Regions from separate parts of the Homo sapiens genome. Here region 1 is linked to region 2. The links are chromatin loops, found by intact Hi-C in ENCODE. Cell type or tissue: dorsolateral prefrontal cortex. All regions are shown on one strand.

Region 1 (8,000 bases), 110 kb before region 2:
AATCCTAGCACTTTAGGAGGTCAAGGTGGGAGGATTGCTTGAGCCCAGGAATTCAAGACGACCCTGTCTCTATTTAAAAAAAAAAAAAAAGAAAGAAAAAAAAGACACATTTAATCTAGAGTGACAGAGAGGAGACCAGAGTCTGCCTGGAGTGCAGACTGGGAGGGGGCAGATGACTGGGGTGGAGCATGAAGAAATTTCTGGGGTGATTATCCTATCTTATTTGGGGTGATATTTACATAGATGCATATATTTGTCAAAACTCATTGAACTGTACATTCATAAACATAAAATACATAAAACTGGTATATTTTATTTTATGTAAGTTATACTTCAAGTTGATTTTTTAAAACATGCTCGGAACATGCATTGAATTCTCAGCACTAATCTCAAATATTAATAGGATGAGAGTCAAATTCAGTGGGGTTTTTTTTTTTTTTGAGATGGAGTCTTGCTCTGTTGCCCAGGCTGGAGTGCAATGGCGCGATCTCAGCTCACTGCACACCTCCGCCTCCCGAGTTCTAGCGATTCTCCTGCCTCAGCCTCTTGAGTAGCTGGGATTACAGGCGTGCGCCACCGTGCCTGGCTAATTTTTTTGTATTTTTAGTAGAGACAAGGTTTCACTATGTTGGTCAGGCTGGTCTCGAACTCCTGACTTCGTGATCCACCTGCCTCAGCCTCCCAAAATGTTGGGATTACAGGCGTGAGCCACTGCACCCGGCCAAATTAAGTGGTTTTTAATAAGTCTTGGTTAGACAAGGCAAGAGACAGGATCTCCTAGGGACTCAGGTGATGAGAACTCAGGTTGCTTTGCTCTGCAGGCTGTGTCAGTGCTAGGGAGGCCATCAGCTCCCACCGTGGTGCCAAACCAGATGAGGTTCAGCAGCTGCTGTATCACCTGTGCCTGTTGAAACTACAGTCCTGAAAGACTCAGGCACCAAGCTTGGTTTTATAATCATTGCTGCATTCCCATCTGAGCCTGTGACCGGTCTTTACAGCTACGACCTGGGTGAAAATGGACGTGAACGTGTTCAGAGATAGCTGGAGAGGAGACGCAGACTCCACGTGCTGAGCAGAATTTCAGCAGGACAACCTCATCCTGTGAAGCCCTTTGGCTCTTTATTTGCCTGTCTGGACTATTAAGAGTTTCACATGTGTTTGAATAGAGAAAACATTTTTGACATATTTAAACCTGTACATTACTACTGAAGTAAGATATTTCCCTCAAAACAATTTTTGGATAGAAAATTCTTTTCATGTTGAATGGGAACAATTAATAAAACAGGAAGACAGTGCTGTAGTTTAGATCATGAAATCAGGCGTCCAACTGCCTTGGTCCAATTCCCAGCTCTATGAAGTAGGTGAGTTACTGGGCTTCAACTCTCATTTTGAAGTGAGGACAATAACAGTATCTTCTTTCATAAGGTGGCTGTGAAGACTAAATGCGTAAGGCATGGAAGGAGCCTGGCACATTTCCTGTACAACACACATGTATACCCGCACTAAGTGGTCAGTTATATGATGAAGATAACTCAGTACATTGAACTCTGACCCAGAATCCAAGTAACTGGGTCTTTTGCCACAGTTTTCTCCACCACCTCACCTTAACCCAAAGCATATAGGGCAGTGTAATCAGCTGAAAAAATCCTGGCGCCGCTCTGGAAAAGTCTAGATTCCATCCTGGCCCTCCTCCTTGTACAGAGGGCCACAGCGGGCAAATCACCCAGCCCTCTGGCTTCGGTTTCCTCTTCTTTAGACAAGGTAATCTCTAAGGGTCCTTCCAGCTCTAGTCAGTTCGATACACATTTCCTAAAGCTTACTACATGCACAAAGAAGCAATTATACAGTTATAAAGACTGTCCATCTTTGAATGGTACATACGGTAATTATTCCAGAAAACTCAAATTAATCAGAATACCCTATTTCTTAACCTCTGGGAATAACTGGAATCTATTATGCTTGATAGATTTCAGTGAAATCTATCAGTATATAACAGCAGAACAATTCCAAGTACCATTCTGGCATAAAATACGTGTTCTTTGCCACTATCTAGGGGGGCCCATTACTAGAAATTTCTGAAGAAACTTGTAACTAGAAGGAACTATTGCAACTAAGCCTGAGGACTAAAGATGAGTATTTTAACAAGAACCCCAGGAAACAAATTTTGTAATCAAGGAAATTTACAGGAACACTACAGTTCACAAATGAATATTTGCTGTAGCTGAGTAGGCTGCCCTAATGTGGCTGTGTAGGATGCTCAGAGGGCATGTGTAATTAAAGGGCACATACCTCATCTGTCTTTCACTTGAGGATCTCAGAATAGAACAGATAAAAACAATTATTTACTTAAATGTCAACGGCTTTAGAAATAGAAGCCAGGAATATAAGCATGCAGGTCTTCGAATTCTTAAATTTCAGACACCCACTCTTGTAAACAGGAGATCTGTTACAATTAACAGATGCAGCTGTAACTCAGATTCAGTTGTGTCGTATCAATCACTCCGTTTAATGCTCCAAATATCACCATATGCACCTACCCCATGAAGGCTGTAGCTTGACGCTCTGACTTGTGAAGTGGGGTGTGTGTGTGCGCTCGTGCACACAAGAAATATTTGAGTGGGTACAGTTCAAGAGCTAGGGACGTGGCTCATAATGATCCAGCAAAGAGTCTCTCTCACTCAGATCTCACCTTTGTCTTGACAGAGACTGTAGTGAATCACACTGTGAATGAGTCAACAATGCAACAGCGTTAAAGTCAACTGCTTAGAATTGTGTTAATATAAAGGATTACATGTAAAATGGGAGATAATCATTCCATTTTGGTAAAAACACGTGTAGTACCAACATGAATAATAATGAGGGATGACAAATTGGAGCGTATGTACAGAAGATGAATACAGCCAGTAATCCCTTTGAACACAGGTATACAAAGCCTTAACAACAAGGGGAGAGTGTCTACCACAAAATAAGAGATGAGATGACACAGCTACTCCTAAAACATGCAAATGGAAGTTGCTGAGTGAAGACAGATCAATTATCCTCAGTCGATGAGAATAATAAGACAGAGTGACAGCAGGAAACACTGAGGTTAAATATTAGGCAAAACGTAACAATGGGAAGAATGCTAGCAGAGGAGAGGCTGCCAGGAGAGTCGAAGAAATGACCGCCTGTAGAGGCATGCAGGGTTAAAGCTGGACACCTGCCTCATTATGAGTGGAATTATTCCTGCCACAGCTCAGGGAAACTGGAGAAGAGTGTCATTAGAGAGGTCTCTGCTGATCTAAATGGGTACGAAAACAAGGAGGCTGAGCTCTTGCTTATCAACATTTTTAACCCTCCAAAGTAAGTGAGGGTTTTGCCCACTGGGCAACAGTCTTGACACTGAAACCCATCACATGCCCGTAAAAATGGCCCGCACGTGGCATATGTCGCAGCAGGCAAGAAGGCAACACAATGGCTGCTTGTTTCAGAGACAGAAGCTTGAAGCTGTCTGGGCGGCGGCTCTGGGTAATCACATCCCAAACACAGAACAGGATTTTTTCCCTGCCTGAAATGCTCTCTGATATTTTTCAGCCTTAATTCAAAGGTTTCTTTCTTTGTTGAGTTCAGAACAGTATAGCATGTTTTCTGTTGTTAAACAACGTAAAGCATTTACACTTGATTAGCTGTAGTATGAGTATCAGCAGGACTTGGAAACTTTTCATCATCTTCATGAAGGTTCTGAGGGTCCGCTGACAGCCCTGGGAAATAGTGTTTTTCCAGATTTCCACTGTAAATAATGGCTGACCATTGGCCTCTGTGTTTCAAGGCCTGATGAAGGCAGCAGGGCACAGGACAGAACCGCTGCTTTCGTGAACTAGCGAAGGAGCCTCATGCTGGGGAGGCGCTGCTTTCTACAGTCCCTTCCCACTTAGGGTAGCACAGCCTGGCCATATCCACAGGGGCCCTAAACACTCTACAGCTAAAAAGCCTTCTTCTGCTCTCTCTCTCTCTGAAAGATGACAATATGTGCTGTGCACCCTTAGCGCTATTTTCTCCATGAAGTGAAAGGCACTTCAGTGAATCAATCCATGTTTGGAAATATATTCCAAAAGTTGATAGATTTAAGAATTATAATGATAATCTCCAAAGGAATCATATAATCCTGGAGACAGAAGACAACTGAGAGGATAGCTAGTCTAAATTTGTTACTCGATGGACAGGCTAGCTGACTGGTTTAAAGACTTCTATCTAGTGGTAGGCAAAGCTGGGACTGGAACTCAGATCCTTCTGAATGTTTTCTTTCCCCCATACACTAGTCTGAGATAGAGACATTTAAAATGTGGCTACTGATAAGCATTGTGAACCAATAAACTCTTCCAAAAGGCAGATTTAAGATACTCTTACAGCCACATGGAGAAAAGTTTCCACTGTTATTTATGTATTTATTTTTGAGACGGGGTCTGACTCTGTCACCCAGGCTGGACTGCAGAGGCACAATCACAACTCACTGCAACCTCCGCCTTCCAGGCTCAAGTCATCCTCCCACTTCAGCCTCCTGAGTAGCTGGCATTACAGGCATGTGCCACCACACCCAGCTAATTTTTGTATTTTTTTGGTAGAGACAGGGTTTCACCATGTTGTCCAGGTTGCTCTTGAATTCCTGGGCTCAAGTGATCCACCCACCTCAGCCTCCCAAAATGCTGGGACTACAGGTGTGAGCCATTGTGCCTGGCGTGTGATTTTTTTTTTTTTGTGATAGGAGTATTATATTCTGATCCACTCTTACTTTTCCAGCAATAAATTCTGGTCATAGTTTACATGTAATCGAAATTATCCCACTAGGTTTTGAGAAAGCTTGATCTATTTTCAAACACAGATTCAAGAAATCATGAGTTTGTGTTTAAAGTGGATGCTTGGACATACTCAACTCCATCCCGGCTGGGTGCTATTTTATGCTCAATTAGTATCTGTTTTGGTATTTTCTTTAAATCTTTTGGAATAAAACAGTAATCCTGTTAAATAAATTTTTGTAAATATTCTTGGCATTCTTTCCTTTAGTGAAGAGGAAAGCTGGATGAAGTTCATAGTAAGATGGTTTCATTTTATCTGAATTTTAAGTAACTGGCTAATGATTTTCATTCCACAGATGTGGACGACATTTCAGCATTGATTCAAATACACTTGATTCATCTATTTTGGTTTGCAAGAAAGTTTCTAATATAAAAATAAAACTTTAAAAAGCCGAACATAAATTTCTAAACCTGTGCTGCAATGGCCAGTAAAATATTAAAGCATAATGTTCAGCTAAACTATTTCCAAGCCATACATCATTTTCTGTTTGGGTCCTACCCAACTGTTTCAAAGTTCATTTTTACAGTGTTCAGGGATAATAGCAACCGTATCATTCACAGGAGCCATGGCCAGTCAATTTCTACAGAGAGGAAATGGAATTGTTCCAAACAGATTAAGTTTTAGCGTAGAGAACAAAGACCCCCTGAGGTTAGCATTTCTGAAACAAAATGGCCAGAAATTAAGTTTAGATAATTTCAAGGGATATATTTCAAGTGTGACTAGCTTAAAGTGGCAGGCCCCCTAACTTAAACATGAAAATTTTTAAAGCCCCCAGAAGCAGCAAGCAGAAGAAGATGGGAACAAGGGAGACACCTATATCATGGCAAAAGTATTTATGACACTAACAGCTGTAAGGAGCCAGGCTCAGTGCCCCAGCCTCCCCTCATTTGTCCACCACTGCTGGAGAATGTGCCCTTTCTCATTAGCAAAGGTTTCAGATCCTTCATGCCTATCTCTTCGAATGCCTACGCTTAATTTTTTCTATTTTTATGAGTATCTTTTTAAAACAAAGATATACTTACATTTATTCCTAACGAGAAAACAACTTAACTTTTGTGAATGTTATGAGCATCGGCTCCTGTGCTTTATATTTATAGTTCTGTCCATCTCCTCTCTTGTTATATAAGCATTGGCTCCTAGCTGTTGTTAGTATGTGCGCTGCATGTTTCCAAATTCGTTACCCTGACAACCCGGAGAAAATGGGCTTTGTGAGAGGGTCTTTGACAGTATGGGAAACCCATAACAGCACTTTCGGTTAGGCCTCCTCTCCATACTTCTTGGTTCTTGACTGCGTTCCAATTTATTACGGGGGTTAAAAAATGAATAGTGAATAAGTGAGTGTGCCCTTCTATGATGTTGACTACCCACCCAGAGTAAGTACTGATCTGATTGTGAGGAGAGTGGAGAAGGTGGTATAGAAGCTGAAAGGGTTAAAAATATGGGCTCCAGTGAACCTGGGGAAGTAATTAATCACTCTGAGCATCAGTTTCCTCATTCATAAAATGAAGATTGTAGTTGCACCTAGTTCAGAAGGTTGTTAGGATTAAATAAGGTAATCAGTGTTAAGTGCTTAGAACAGTGTCTGACAGAGTAATCACTCAATAAATAACAGCTGCCAGCAGTGATGGTGGTGGTTGATAGCGATTGTGGTGGTGCTGGTGCTGGTGGTGGAGGTGATGGTGGTGGTGGTGGAGGTGATGGTAGAGGTGATGGTAGTAGTGATGGTGATGGTGGTGGTGATGCTGGAGGTGATAGTGATGGTGGTGGTGGTGGTAGTGTTGGTATTATGCCTGTGAAGTAATATTCAGGCTCCTTTGTGCCTTCAGTAACTCCTTCACTGCCAAGATGGTCAATGAAAATTTCAGCCACTAAGACAAATCACTCTAGCCAAGTATCAGACAGGACCACAAATACAAAACTGGGTATTTTCAATAACATAAGAACAAGAGAAAGAAGGCGGCAAGGAGAATTTGGATTGGTGATATTGATACCTAACCCCCATCCTAAATTCTCTTACTTAAACCTTGAACCAAGGACGTGCAATTCTTATAAGACAGCGGTCTGTTTTAGAAAGTGGAAGGCATAATGTTTAAGCACAAGGGATCAAACTGGTCTGCTTTGATGAAGTCCTTTCCGATACAAGGACATATTACCCATATTTTAAGCTTTCCCATGGTACTATGCTAATGCATGTTCAACGCTACATCTAAAATCCCACAACCCTTCCAGCAATTCCATACTCAGTTCTTATTTTAAACTCATTGTATTTACATGCCTACACCTTTTCAATAAAGGCTTTTTAAAAGTGAAAGTACAATAAACTTACATACATTGTGTATGCATTATGACTTTTATTTATCTGGATTTACAGCATTTGCAGGTAGTTTCACTTAAGTCAAAAAGGTTTGGGAAGGTGAAAAAGTTCAGATCCCTTAATCTTTTCTTCTGAAAATAAATTATTCATGAAGCTCTCTCCCTCATTCCCAAATGGTTAGGTTTAAACAATTGCTTAAAGTGCTGATTTTAACTGACGAACACATTATTCATAAAGCCTACAGCCCAGGAAACACTTACTTGCTAACTGGTCATTTTCATCTGATCAATGACTTCACAGAGTTGAAACATACCACAGTGGAATGTGCTTCTAGCGCGAGGCCATGGCATTAAGTGCCTGACTCTCATGAACAAAGCAAGCTGGTTAATGGTCATTTTACGGTCCACATACTACTCTGAAATCTATTAGAGTGTGGCTTAGTCAACCTTATCAGAGATGATTTGGGGGTACTCAGCACAGTGGGAACCTTCCTGTAACAGGTTAATGGATCAATTTATTTATTTCAAATCTGTTCTTTTCAAGTTGAAAAGCCACTAAAGACTTTCCAAGAGATCAGCTCAATAACCACAAGGAGAGGCAGTGATGCTGGATCTGTTGCTCTTGGTCCTTCTCTGTCACTTATGGTTCAGAGCCACCGGCTCTCTGGTGACACCACAGCAGAGCTGAGTGAGATGAAAGTCTGGCTTTGCCTCTTAGGAGTCTACATGTCGATTAAAGTCCTGGGATACCTTATGTTGCAAGGCATCACCTCACTTTTTCTTGAACAAAAAATAAAGGATTCCACTTAACAGACCCTAGGCTGTTCCCCTTTCTTGATAAATGTTATTTCAAA
Region 2 (8,000 bases):
TGAAACACACAGACACACGCAAACAGGGAAAGGAGAAGAGCGGCGGGCATCTCAACTTATGAACCCAATGGGTGACCAAGTACGATTCCTGTTTAAAACAAACAAAAAGGTGCAGGGGTGGTGCCTGTCTTGACACAGTCATTCTTTTGTGCCCCCTCCCACCCCAGTAAGGGGCTCCTGGGCAGTACCTTTCTCTTTCATGAGACACCCCGCAAAGATGCCAGTGAGTTGCTCAGATCCCAACTTACCGTATCTAGAGCTTAACGCACACAAGGGTGCCTGCCACTCCCGAATCTGAGAGGCCTGCAGCTGCCTTCCTCATAAAGGTCAAGGCAATTCCTCTAAGCTATGTCCATGCCCGGGCTGGGCCCCATATGGCTGTCTGTGGATCACACCTGTCCCCAGTGATTCCCTTTGGTATGTCTCATGGACGGACCACTGGTCCTGCTGCACTGATGGGTGTCGCCCGGGGGAAAAGGCAGTACCTTAATGGGCCTCAATGGTAGAAGAAACCTCTCTGCTTTTCTGGACATTCTGCTGACATTCCCTTTTATAGCTGCCAAATACTGTTGGTCCCCGTTAGAGGGCTAGCAGCATGGCCTTGGACAAGTCACTCTCTATCAAATGAGATGTGATGCCCAACCTGGTCACCAAGGTCCCCTAACAGTCAAAGGAAGTACAGTCCCTGGAGTGTGCTTGGAAACATGGCAGAGGTGGTGCTCAATTACTGCATGCCTGCTCTGTACTCAGTGCCAGGCATGCCAAGACGACTCCAGTCCCCACCCTGGAGAACGGGGCCAGACCCATAGAGCAGGCAGCCGCAGTGTGGTCAGCGTGACTGCCCAGAGGCTGTGGGGCAAAGCCGGCTGAGCTAAGCTCTGCTTGGTCTTCATCGAAGAGACACTTTATCAGGGCTGGAGGAAAGAATGCATTCGCAAAAGTGCAAGGCATTCCAGGCGGAGGCATGGCGAGCAGCAGGGCACAGCTGACCTCTGCAGGCTCCTTGCAGCTGACCCAGGGTGCATCTCGCAGAGCAGCCACAGATGAGGCTGGAGGAGACTTCAGAAACAGCCTCCAATTCCCAGGGTTGAAACAAGTTTGGCAACGTGATAAAAAGACAACAAAGTTCTTGACTTGCCAGCAAGTACTAGATGAGCAAACCGTCCCCAGTGTGATGTGAGGGTCTTAGGGAGTTCCCTTCACCTGGAGAAGTCAGCAAGGAAAAGCAGAAGCTGAGCCAAGACCCTGGCCAGGGACTGGCCCCAGCAACAGGCCTCACCAAGCCCAAGAAACTGTGGTGAGCTGGTGCCTCCCAAAACAAGTAAGTGACTGCGGCAAAGGAAATGCAGAGAGCAAGTTCCAGAAGCCAAAGAAAAGTGCAGTGAGCAGGAGGCAAAACAGATGCCCCAGCTCCCCTCCCGCACACAGGCCAGAAGTCCTGAGCCAGCGCAGAGGATCCCTAAGATTAGCACAGAGCATAGTTTGGGAATCTTCTACTGCCAGAAAGAAAATGAAAAAAATAATAAAAATAAAAATAAAAGCACATAGCAGCCAAAGAACTGGAGAAGAAGCCTCCTGGCACTCACTCCCAGGCCTCCTGCCTCTCAGTGCTCCTGCACCTGACAACAGCCACAACCAAAATCTGAAAAAGTTAAGGTGATGCAAACAGAGGCAGATTCAGAAGGAAAAGAAACCACAATCTAAAAATGACCGAGGAAGAGACTCAGAGGCTCCAATTTCACTCCATTCAAATACTGTTTTATTGCACACTTAGAAATCGTTAATACAAATAATTACCATTTATTAAATGCCACTGTGTGTCCAACGCTGAACTAGAAACTTGATATACAGTTTCCAGTTAGATGCTTAGAACAGCCCTGTGAGATCAGCGCCATGCCCATTTCACAGTCCAGCAGGTGTCAGGTAACTGGCCCAAAGTCTCAGGGCTAATACAGGACAAGCCTTCATCTTGCAGGGAAAACAGACAAGTAAAGGCAATCATGGGGTAAACACAGGGAGCACCTAATTTGGATGCATCTCAAAGCCTTGCTTCCCAGAGATGTTTAACAACTAAGCTGAGACCTGAATGACTAAGAGTTTTCCACAGAAAGAAAGGAGGAGGAAGAACAAGTGCAAAGGCCCCAAGACAAAGAGATGATGGCCCCTTGGGGAACGACAATTACTTCTGTAGACTAGAAGTGGCAAAAAGAAGAAGAGCAGGGAAAGTGGGGAGAGAGGAAGCTGTGCACTAAAGTCTCCATAGACAAAATGCAGGATGTCTGGGCTCCATTTTCACGTATGGACTCCAGTCCTCGCCCCCCAACCAAAAAAGCAAGCAAGCATGCAACAAATTTAGCAAAATGTTCTTTTTGTTGTTGTTGTTGTTTTGAGACGGAGTCTTGCTCTGTCGCCCAGGCTGGAGCGCAGTGGTGTGATCTCGGCTCATTGCAAGCCCCGCCTCCCGGGTTCACGCCATTCTCCTGCCTCAGCCTCCCCAGTAGCTGGGACTATAGGCACCCGCCACTATGCTTGGCTAATTTTTTGTATTTTTTAGTAGAGACGGGGTTTCACCGTGTTAGCCAGCATGGTCTCCATCTCCTGACCTCGTGATCCGCCCACCTCGGCCCAAAATGTTCGTAATAGTTGAAGCTAGGTCATTATTCTCTCACTTTTGTGCATATTTGAAATTTTCCATAATAAAAAGTTTTCATAATAAAAAGGGTTTCTTCCCCCCGCAAAAAGGGGGGAGGAAACAAGCTAGAAGAACAAGTGGTGCTAGACCATGACGACAACAACGGGCCTGTGCTGGGGCTGCTAACGGTCAACAGGTCATGTACAGAGACTCCCCCGGGCCACACACTCGCATGCAGTATTCACATCATCCTCACTGCTACCCTAAGAGGCAGGACTACTCGTGGCATTTTACAGATGAGGAAACTGAGGCTAGGTAAGCCGGCCAAAGGACTCGGGCTCCCGTGTACTATTACTAGAAAGCCTCCAAGTGCCAGCGAGGGAGCTGGAATTCATCCTGAGAGAGAGGGAGGAAATCACCGAAGAGTGACAAAATCAGATCTCTACATTTTAAAGATCCCTCGAGAGCTGCAGAGTGGAAAATAGATTAGAAAGGGTAGACTACAGGCCAGAAACCAGTGGGGAGGCTGCGGCATTGCCCTGAGCAATAATGGAGGCCCGGGGAGAGGCAGTACCAGTCAAGATGGAGAGGGAAGAGCTGAGAGGCTGTGAAGAGGGGAAATCAATAGATCTGTCAGAGGGTGTGAGGGACAGGCAGAAGCGACGGATGACACCCAGGGATCTGGGTAGGTGGCTGGCTAAGGCATCCCACCACGAGAAGCAGGTTGGTGGTGGGGGTGAGGATTTCAGTTCTGGACTGCTTCAGTCTGAGAGGCCTGTGAGTCTCCAAGGGCAGCTGTCCAGCTGGGCCCTTTGATACATGGGTCTGGATGTCGAGGGAGGGAGCCAGCCTGGTGATGGAGTTAGATGTCATTGTGTGTGGCTGGCAAGTGAAGCCACAGAACAGATGAGATGGCCCAGAGAAGGGAGAGAAGCACTAATAACCCAGCGGCCTTCTCCCAAACCAAACCACCATGAAGAGAGAAGACAAGAAAACGGGAGGCTTCTGTACATGTAATGATATGCTTCCTTCCCACCACCAATGTGCAATTTTGCATAAGGACAAATGACAGAGACAATTTCCTTTCTATTCAACATTCCTGGAAGAGAAGAGGAAATGCCCTTCATAGGCTCTGGTTACAATGTACAGAAGGCTCTGGACAAACCACACAAACCTGATCATCCCAGAAAAGGCTGATGGAAGAGAGTCAAGCAGGGTATCAACATGAGTCCCCATGGCCAGTGGCTCCCAGACGGCAAGTTGACACACGTCCAGCAGCCTCTGCAGCCTCCCTGGGGCCGGCCAGTGAGGCTTCCAAAGACAGTTCCTGCTCTTTTACAGAAAAGAATGAGGGAGTCACAAACCTGATTCCAGGCAACAATAAAGTGACTATTTTCAGAAACCACAACTAATAAGTAGAACATAAAGACATGGAATTGGGCCAAAGCCTTGGGATAGAAACCGTTTAGAATGATAGGGGCATGGCTTGATTTTCAGTAATATTTACCTGTGGTGTGTCACAAGAGGCGAATGCTGTCTGCAGAACCTTTGCAAGGTAATTTTCCACTAAAGTCCCTGGGGGCTGCTGCTCCACTCTGGGATATTCTGAGATGCTCTGGAGCATACAAAAAGGCTGTGTGTACTTCAGAAACATTACTGGACTAGAGCTGAAGAGGTGGAAATACTCTCCATTCCTCGGATTACAATTTTGTTTCCACGACCACAGAAATGCAATGATGACTCCAATGAACCTCTCCAGGGCAGAGCTGGAAGGGACTGAAGAGATCACCCAGCCCAACCCTTCATCCTACCGATGAGGAAGGTGAAACCCAGTGGGGGAAAGCCACTGGCAGGAGGCCACATAGCAGGACAGTGGAAGGCCGAGACTGAACAGTGCTCTCTAGAATGCTCTGTCAGAGTTCTCCTGACTGCACACCGCCAGGCACAGCTTCACCGTTCATATTAAAATGAGCAAGAATAAAGGACAGTCGCCGCAAGCACGCCACACTGGGCACCGGCCTAGGTCCCTCAGATGTGCTCAATGCCTTAGTCCCCACGACAGCCCCGGAAGGTGGAAGCTACTGTTATCCACATTGAACAGAGGAGGAGGCTGAGGCAAAGACACGTTCTGCCACTCGTCCCAAATTAGAAAGCTGGGAAAAGGGGGATAAGGATTCAAACCCTATAAAGTCTGACTCCAGAGCCCTGCTGATAACAAGCACCCAGTTTACAACCTGGAGAGAATCCAAAAGTTCTAAATTAGCCTTTGTGTTCAGATATTGTCCTAAAGAAACAGGGCTTGCCGAGCATGGTGGCTCATGCCTGTAATCCCAGCACTTTGGGAGGCCAAGGCTGGAGGATGGCTTGAACCTAGGAGTTTGAAACCAGCCTGGGCGACATAGTGAGACCCCCATCTCTACAAAAAATTTAAAAATTAGCTGGGCGTGGGTGTGCATGCTTGTAGTCCCTGCTACTTGGGGGGCTGATGCAGGAAGACCTCTTGAGCCCATAAGGCTGAAGCTGCAGTGAACCATGACTGTGCCACTGCACTCCAGCCTGGGCAACACAGCAAGACCCTGTCTCAAAAAAAGGCTAAAAATCCCAGACTGGCCCACAAGACTTTTCCCACCAGGTAAGAGGACTATAAAACAGATCTGATTTCCTAGCTCTTACTGAGTACCAAGATGAGAAGAGTCCCCTTTGGTGTGCACAAATATCTGCCTGGGGCAGAATATGCCCTTCTCACCTCCTCTCCATGGTCCTCTCACCACTCCTGTGGTTTGTCCCCAGGATCCTCGCCCTGCCTTTGCCCCTCGACTCCCACACCCCCCACCAAACCCCCAGTCCCTTACCTCCACCCCCAGGTTCTGTGAGGAAAGAACTGCCCCCCACACACTAATTCATATTAATGTGTGAATTGCTGTCTCACTGGAAAAGGTGCTGATTATTCAACAGAATCTCCAATGTGAAGAACTTCAGGAGAATAGCAAAGTCAGGTGTGGGAGGCCTGGTGAGGGAGCAGAAGCCACTGGAAGATGGGCCACCACTGCCTGGAACCTGTCCTCAGCATCGTCTTAAGACAATAATAGCAGCCACTGGAGAGTACTGACTCTGTGCTAGCTTAAGTGCTTTACTTGTATCACCTCATTTTGTCCTCATAACACCTTTCTGAGGTGGGTACAATTATCATTCCCATCTTAGAGAATACAGCACTGAAGCACAGAGAGGTTAGCCTCACAGCTGTCAGGTAACACAGCATGTGAGCCAGAGTGGTCAGGCTCTGGAGCCTACGCTCTGAACCACCGAGCAACACTGCCACTTGATGAACGAGCACACACACGAGAAACAGGCGTCCCATGAATGAGCACACACACATACGTGTAACATGCACCCCATAAATGAGCACACACACGAGTAACGCACACCCCATGAACGAGCACACACACACATGAATAACAGGTGCCTCATAAATGAGCACACACACGAGTAACACACACCCCACAAATAAGTCCATACACGTACGAGTAACACTCACTCCATGAGCACACACACATGCGAGTAACACACACCCCATGAACGAGCACACCAAACACACAAGTAACCCGTATCCCATGAACCTGTGCCCCATGAACGAGCACATGCATACAAGTAACCCACACCTCATGAACGAACACACGCATGAGTAACCCGTGCCCCATGAATGAGCACACGTGTATACGAGTAACACGCGTCCATGAACAAGCACATATGCATACGAGTAATGCACGTCCATGAACGAGCACACATGCATACGAGTAACACACGTCCATGAACGAGCACACATGCATACGAGTAATGCACGCCCCATAAGTGAGTACACACATACACACACCCCATGAACAAGCACACACACACACACGCATAACACGCGCCCCATGGATGAGCACACAAGCATATGAGTAACACACACCCCATAAATGAGTACAGAGGCATATGAGTAACATGCAATCCATGAGTACACAGGCACAGAAGTAACGCACGCCTCATAAATGAGCACACACGTGTATGCGCAACACGCACCCCGTGAACGAGCACACAGGCACTTGCGTAACACACACCCCATAAATAAGTACACATGCATATGAGTAACACGCACTCCATGAGTACACATGCGTACAAGTAACACACGTTCCATAAATGAGTACACACATGTGTACTATCACGATGCCTGGTCATTATAACTACCATTTACTTAGCACTTACTATGTGTGAGTTACCCTAAGACATTTGATGTGCATTATCTCAATCTTCGCTTCAACCCTATGATCCAAATACTAGTATTATCCCCATTCTACAGATGAGGAAACTGATACTCAAAAAGATTTTTTTCCCTTGTATCAAGGGTTGTGAGCTCAAGCATAAGCAGAGCTGGATCAGAACTCAGGTAGTCTTGACTCCAGAACTTACATCTAAGTTTTTATATTTTTGTTATACCTTCCTTGACTTCTGAATCCTGCCATGTATCTTGCTGTCCAGGAGACTGGCTGTATTTCATTGTTTTCTCTGGTTGGCTGTTCTTTTCACAATGGCTCCCACGGTATCCAGGGTTTGCAGGTGGGGAGGGAGGAGGAGGGTGTAGGGTTCAAGGCTAACCAGGGCAGTCTATACTACAGCCAAACTCACTACGCTAGCAAGTTCATTTTGAGTGATGGGGTGCTACGAAGGTTAGATTTAGGTGAAAGAACACCTTTGCCAATAAAAGGACAATTCAGAAGGGTGCTCAATCCTAAAGTCATGATGATTAAATTGTGAGGGGCATTTAAGTGATTTTCTCTCCTATTATATTCTGAAGGAATCTGTATTCCCTGAACATGTAGCAGCTATATGGAGAGAAGAATGAGTCAGGGGTGGGCCTGGTGGGAAGGAAAACACAAGTAGAAATCGGTTATACGTAACTCACAAAGTAGGATAACCCTAAGAGGCTGGTGGAATTGACTCTCCTCTTCCCAGACAGTTTTCACACTGCTGCCAAAATGACAGCCGCCACAGAACACCTGACATCAGGTGCAGCAGCTCAAATTAGCCTGACTCAGGCAACTCCAAAAAACTTCCACCAAGTCCCATTAGAAGGGCACACCAGGTGACAGATGATGTGGATAAAACTGCTACAATCAGCCTTCAAAGAGCTTATCATTGGTTCACCCAATGACCTCACCTTGGCCTTCCAAATGACCCCCAGCCCTGGCCTCCATCATAAGGTCTCCAAATTGCCTCCCATCCAAGCACCACAACTGGCTTTCTCAGTAATGGCTGAAAATGGAAATGCCCTCACTGTACTTCATCAAAAATACAAGCAAGCAAACCACGAAAGGGGTTGTAAATTAAAAAT

What was found. Hi-C counts contacts between places; a loop is a spot of excess contacts. Peaks named below come from ENCODE experiments on the same cell type or tissue, not always from the same donor. Only the 100,000 strongest peaks of a DNase experiment are listed, where the experiment ranks them.
Region 1: a loop joins it to region 2, with 2.8 times the contacts of the local background. A loop is called at or near these places in 5 of 110 quality-filtered maps.

The regions. Positions count from the first base shown.
Region 1 is chr9:131,957,823-131,965,822 of GRCh38, forward strand. All of the region lies in intron 3 of MED27 (mediator complex subunit 27), which reads right to left. Among named protein-coding and RNA genes, the nearest start is that of MED27, 120 kb to the right of the region's middle. RefSeq lists an enhancer at 7,253-7,754. In dorsolateral prefrontal cortex, a CTCF peak has its summit at 3,593; DNase peaks (open chromatin) are centred at 3,449 and 3,866; H3K4me3 peaks cover 1,329 bases; H3K27ac peaks cover 4,079 bases.
Region 2 is chr9:132,065,342-132,073,341 of GRCh38, forward strand. The region is part of intron 2 of MED27 (mediator complex subunit 27); the gene reads right to left. Among named protein-coding and RNA genes, the nearest start is that of MED27, 11 kb to the right of the region's middle. In dorsolateral prefrontal cortex, no CTCF peak of the experiment used is centred here; a DNase peak (open chromatin) is centred at 3,460; H3K4me3 peaks cover 1,038 bases; H3K27ac peaks cover 3,181 bases.